Linked DNA regions of Mus musculus: region 1 is linked to region 2. Evidence: chromatin loops called from intact Hi-C (ENCODE). Cell type or tissue: heart. All regions are shown on one strand. Links, peaks and the distances in the headings refer to the core of each region. The heading gives the core; the rest is flanking DNA.

Evidence for each region. A loop is a pair of places that touch in the nucleus more often than their neighbours do. Peaks named below come from ENCODE experiments on the same cell type or tissue, not always from the same donor. Only the 100,000 strongest peaks of a DNase experiment are listed, where the experiment ranks them.
Region 1: it touches region 2 in a loop (2.1-fold over the local background); 6 of 42 quality-filtered maps call a loop at or near these places.

The regions. Positions count from the first base shown.
Region 1 is chr19:56,630,048-56,632,952 of GRCm38, forward strand. No RefSeq gene overlaps it. Among named protein-coding and RNA genes, the nearest start is that of Gm32441, 33 kb to the right of the region's middle. In heart, for the core only: no CTCF peak of the experiment used is centred there; DNase peaks (open chromatin) are centred at 1,194 and 1,764; H3K27ac peaks cover 841 bases.
Region 2 is chr19:56,678,971-56,681,875 of GRCm38, forward strand. No RefSeq gene overlaps it. Among named protein-coding and RNA genes, the nearest start is that of Gm32492, 11 kb to the left of the region's middle. In heart, for the core only: no CTCF peak of the experiment used is centred there; a DNase peak (open chromatin) is centred at 1,141; H3K27ac peaks cover 1,429 bases.

The DNA of each region.
Region 1 (2,905 bases), core at 251-2,750, 49 kb before region 2:
GCAGGCAGAGGTGTGACCCTGGAACACAATTATACTTCATGGTGTTTCAATGGCCCCTGTCTTGAGGAATCTCACATGAGGACCAGGTAGAGGCCCTATTAGTGGTAATGTTTCTGGGAAACAGACTTCAGAATAGGCTGTTGGTGTTTTATTTTGTTTTGATTTGCAGTGTAGTGTGTGTGTGTGTGTGTGTGTGTGTGTGTGTGTGTGTGTGAGACAGAAAGAGAGAGAGAGAGAATTTATGCACATACTTTGGTGGTCAGAGGACAGCTTTGGGTGTGACTTCTCCTGCCCACAGTTCCCCACTCACTTCCAAGGAACTCTCTGTGAGCAAACAGCATTCCTTCTCCAGCCTCTGGGCAGGTCTTAGCGGGTGCCTCCACTACCCAGGCCCTCTGACCTCCTTAGAAAGTTATTATGCAGCCGTGTAGGTTATACCTCAATAAGACTACATTTTTTTCCAGGTGTCTCTTTTTGTAAAGACCTAATATTTAGAACTGGATTCCTACCAGATGGCACATTCATTTAGTGTATCTCCCATCATGCTTGACACGACAGGACTCAACATTTCTGGTCCTCAAGACCTGGGCATAATGGCACTAGAATGACAGAGGCAGGAGGATGACCATTTGGAACTAGCCTGAAATATATAGAGAGACTGTCTTAGGGTGTTCATTGCAGCGATGAAGCACTGCAGCCAAAAGCAGGCTAAGAAGGAAACGGTTTATTTGGCTTCTATTTCCACACTGAAGTCCATCATTGAAGGAAGTCAAGACTGGAACTCAAACAGGTCAGGAACCTGGGGGCAGGAGATGAAGCAGAGGCCGTGGAGGGATGCTGCTTACTGGCTTGTTCCTCATGGTTTGCTCAGCCTGCTTTCTCATAGAACCCAGGACCACCAACCCAGGGACGATGAGACCCACAGTGGGCTGGGCCCTTCCCCATCAATCACTAATTAAGAAAATGCCTTAAAGCTGGATCTTATGGAGGCATTTTCTTTAACTGAGGTTTGCTCCTCTCAGATGCCTTTAGCTTGTGTCAAGTTGATGTACAAACCAAGCAGTGCCTCTTCAGTGGCCTTGGATACGATCCAATGCACAACCCTCTCTCAGAAACCTCCACTTGCAACACCCACCAACAGACAGCGACATCTCAACAGCAAAGCAAGCACACAGGCACGACGCAAGTTTGGAGAACTGGAGGCCAGCTGCCAGGCAGAGACACAGTCTGTTCCCAGCTTGTCTTTCAATCTCACTGTGCAGCTTGGGGCACAACTCTCTGACTTTGGCACCTTCCTCCTCTTGGACAGGGAGGTCACTAGGCCTCTTCTAGTTTCCTTGGTCCTTCTAGGCCTCAACCCTTAGAAAAACGCAAGAAGGACTGAGTGTCTGCGTTCCTGGGCTTCCTTGATCTAAAATGCAGCCCTGGCAGCCGGAGGAAACCAGGAGCAGACCTCTGCAAGAAAGGGCGAGCAAGCTCCCTTGGACTGGAGCTGACCCCGAGCGTGAGGAACACTTGCTGAACCCTTTGAAGCTGGGGCTGTCCTTCGGGTGGGGCAGGAGTCCGGCTGGGAAGGATTTTTCTTATTGGCAAGCATTTCCTTTTCTCTGGCATCCCTTTTCCCCAGGAATTCCCTTTAGCTAAAAGAGAAAGCAAACAAAAGCCACCCTCTCCACAGACAGGAGCCTTTTCTCTGACTGCGAGGTCCTGATAAGAGAACCCGTCTGCCAATGGCTGCATCCTGTTCCAGAACCCTGTAGCTGCCTCTGCCAGGCAAAGCCTCTTTGGCCCGTGATTAATGGGCAGCCGCGGGTGGGGTGCAGTGTGCTGGACAGCCTTCAGGTAGTGGCTACAAGGTCAATGGTAGGTGAAGTTCTGGAATAGTACGAGAAGTCAAACCACCAGGCAAGTCTGTAAACTTGTCCAGCCGTGACTAGTTTATGTTTATGTCTCAGCCAATTACCCCCCCCCCCCCAAGCTTAGGCCTATCTCCCCCTCCCCCTTTTAGGCCTACCCCCATCCCTACACCCCCTGGTTAGTCACCAAAATTGTAACAGCTTCCAGATATGGCTAAGCTGTGGGACCATCTGAGGGAGTCCGAGGATAGCTATGAACTACTATTTAGAGGCCAGAGGCTGTCGTCAGGCCGCTTCCTCTGTCATTCTTCACCTACGTTTTGAGGCAGAGTCTCTCACTAAACATGAAGCTCATGAGTTTGGCTAGGCTGGCTAGCCGGCCATGAGCTCAGACAGTCCCCCTGTCTCCTCTCCCAGCACCGAGGTTACAGCGCTAGCCACCTCATCTAGGGATAGGAACTCAAGTTCCTGCTCTCGTTACCCACTGCTCCATCCCTTCAGCCACCCAGGGCATCCTCTCTATTCTAAGGGACATCTGCTTTGGCGGAGATCTAGCTGAGATAAGTTCTGCTATGGAGAATTCTCACATTCAACACAGAAGCCACTTGCCACATGTGGTTAGGTAGCATGCACCTGAATGTGGTCAACCCAAACTAAGACAGGAGAGAGATGCAAAATATGCCCTGCGCCTTAACGACTTAAAGTGACCCTCCTTCCCAGCAAGTAAAAGAACCCACTAATCATCTTTACACTGATACAGAAATATTAAATGTCAAGATGCCGTAGCATCTCCCTTATAAACCTTAGTTCAGACGTTATCAACACGGTGCCTGGAACCCATTGATCAGCAGCTGTGTTAGGTATAGCCCTGGTGGGAGCATTTAGGAAGGGCATATACTCCCATGTTTTGCCATAGCTTGATACTCAAGAGAGATTTTTTTCAGAGTAGAACTTGGGACACCAGCATCAATCCTCACTAGTAACTACAGGGCTTTGAGAAGCCTAGTTCCCTGGATTGGAGTTTTAGCATCCACAAAGTGGCTCAGAGT
Region 2 (2,905 bases), core at 95-2,594:
TGGACGTGAACACAAAGGACTGCAGGGGACTTGCAGAAGGCACACGTCAACTGCATGTGGAAAAAGACTTCTGGGCTCCTGATGCAGGGAGTCAACATGGCAGAGTGGCCTGTGCAGCCCCTGAGAAGAAACAAGGCCTAAAGGATGTTCAATTTCTCATTTCTACTTTTAGGAATGGATGGTATTTTGTTGGGGCCGGGGAGGGCCAGAGCAGGGCTGGGAATATAATGCACAGACTTCAATACATAAATGTGTAAGGTCTGCCTTTGTTTCGAAGTACGACCCTGATGAAGGACCATGGCATTTTGCTCATTATTAATGTGCTTTGAGAATGAGATTTCCTTTGGAACAAAGTGGCAAATGAAAACGAGACAGGAAGTGGCCCTGTAGCCCCAGACTTTGAAAGGTGTGTGGCTTGTGGATCAGCACAGGCTGCGGCTCCTCATCCGGTGTGCAGACCTACACTAACCTGACCTGTTCTGACTCAGCGTTCACTACCTCTCTGTCCCCACAGCGTTTGGATGGTGAAATTATAACCATCCGTTTCCTAAGTTCTCGGGGGACACTGTAGTGACATCCTTTCTATGGAGAACACCAAATTCAGAAGGATTCAGAACAAGGAGACTCTTATGGAGAGCTACCGTCCACCGTAAGTAAGAGCCAGTCAGTGGAGAGTCACAAGGTCAACTACTCAATTCAGCCGAGGGCCATGGTTGAAAGACTATAACAGAGGAAAAACTCAAACAGTGGAGAGAAAACTCATGGTCCCGGGCATGCGGCCATCTCCTTTGTGAAGTGTAAGCATGAACACAGGGAGTGAGGAAAAGCTGAGAAGCCACAGGAATTAGGCCTGCAGAACTATCGCCTGGCCTTCCTGACAGAAAGAAGTAGGCTGGTGTATGGGAGCCAGCCGCTAAATGTTCCCTGAAACTGCAACACCTCTGAGAGTCAGTGGTTAAACTGTTACAAGTTAGCCACGGCGAGGTATTTACATGGTAGAAATCAGTTAACACTGTGGGTCCTCTCCCATCTCCTGGCACACAGAGAGCAGGCCTGTGAAAGTCCTGCTGACAGCACCTAGCTATCTGTGAGCCGGCAATGGTAACTCTCACCACACACAAACCTGAAGCTGACGGTGACCTTAAAGTGCCTCATTGTACAAAGCAGCAGCCTCTGCCAACATCAGCTCCAAAGTTCCAGGAACAGACTTGGCTCTCACCTACAGCTAAGCATGCTGAAAGTCTCCAAGGGCTTCCAGGGCTTTGTCAGCTACATCCACACACCTGACGCTTGCTTAGGACCACAGACAGATCTTCTCACATGCATGCGTGTGTCATATGAATCAGATATCTCCTGAATGACTCCCCTGGGCACCGCATTTCACTGAGCAGCCGTTGTCCCAGGGACGGGCCCTCTGGAATGAAGGGAGCAGAGACAGGAAGGACTGCAGATATCTGTCGCCCCTGCACATGATCATCTCTTGCAGCTGTTGTAGGCTGTTTCCTCCAGGCTGCCTTGAATGAGAGCATCTGTGATCACCCACAGGAGACACTCACCAGGACCAGCCTATCAACATTCCCTTACGGGTGGAGAGAGGACTGCTAGGCTAATGAGCCTTTACAGATCCCCACATGAACCCAACCCTTACCCAGGTCATGTAAGACCTAATACGTGGACTGGGGATTGGGACCCCAAAGAGTCTTTAGTGCTACATCTTTTCATGATTCATCCACGCCACAGATGGGGCTCTTCAGCGGCATAGCTATTCATAAGCTGCCCAAGAGACTTCCTGTTTTAGATAGGGTTTTCCTGCTGTGAACAGACACCACGACCGAGGCAACTCTCTAATTGGACAACATTTCATCGAGGCTGGCTTACAGGTTCACAGGTTCAGTCCATTATCACCAAGGTGGAAGCAGGGCAGCATCCAGGCAGGCATGGTGCAGGAGGAGCTGAGAGTTCTACATCTTCATCTGGAGGCTGCTAGGAAAATACTGCCTTCCAGGCAGCTAGGGTGAAGGTCTTAAAACCCACGCCCACTGTGACATACCTATTCCAACAGGGCCACACCTTCTAAAAGTGCCACCCTGGGTCAAGCATAGGCAAACCATCACACTTCCCAAAAGGTCTAGGGGCCTTTGAGTTACCCATGCACCCGGAAGTAACTGCACACAAGCTCAGGTTCAGGCAAAGCTGGACGGGATCCTTTCTCTGGTCCGCGCTTCCTCTCCGCCTAGTGCTAACAGTCTTCACCACAGCCGTTTGCATCTGCTCTTCACAGCTCTAACAGCTCTCTGGCTGGCCTCATCTAACACCCGTCATTAAATATTGTACATGATGGGGGAGTATTCCCTGCGGTGCTTCCTCCTCTGAGCTGAAGAGCGGGTCCACCTTTCTCCCACAGCTAACACTAGGACTCCGTGGTGTCCAGACACAGGGTCAGCTTAGCTCACCAGTCTCCCAGCTACTTCCTACCTCTCACCCAATGTGAACCCACTGAGTGATCTCATCTGCATCCCCAACCTGGGACTTCCCTCTTTTGCTGCCTTAACCGCCTCCCCTGATGATTTCCCTTCTACTTACAGGTGGAAGATGGGCCCACTTCAGAAGAACTGGCTGTTTTATCTGACTAGAAGATTCAGCAGGGGCCTTATAACTTCCCTCTTCTTTCTCTTCATCCCCCACCCTCTAGCACACCCAGTTCCCAGCTTCCCTGACTAAAGTTTCCTTCTCCCCTAGAATGGGAGAACCCGTATACCAGAACTTCAGTTCAGCTGGTCACTGTGGCATCCTCAGCCACGCACCGTTCCCAGAGCACTGACAGCTCAGGAAATATTGGAGGAAATGTGTAAATAAAAATCCTGTTTTCTAGACTCATACCTGTGGTTCTACTTCCAGGCTTCCT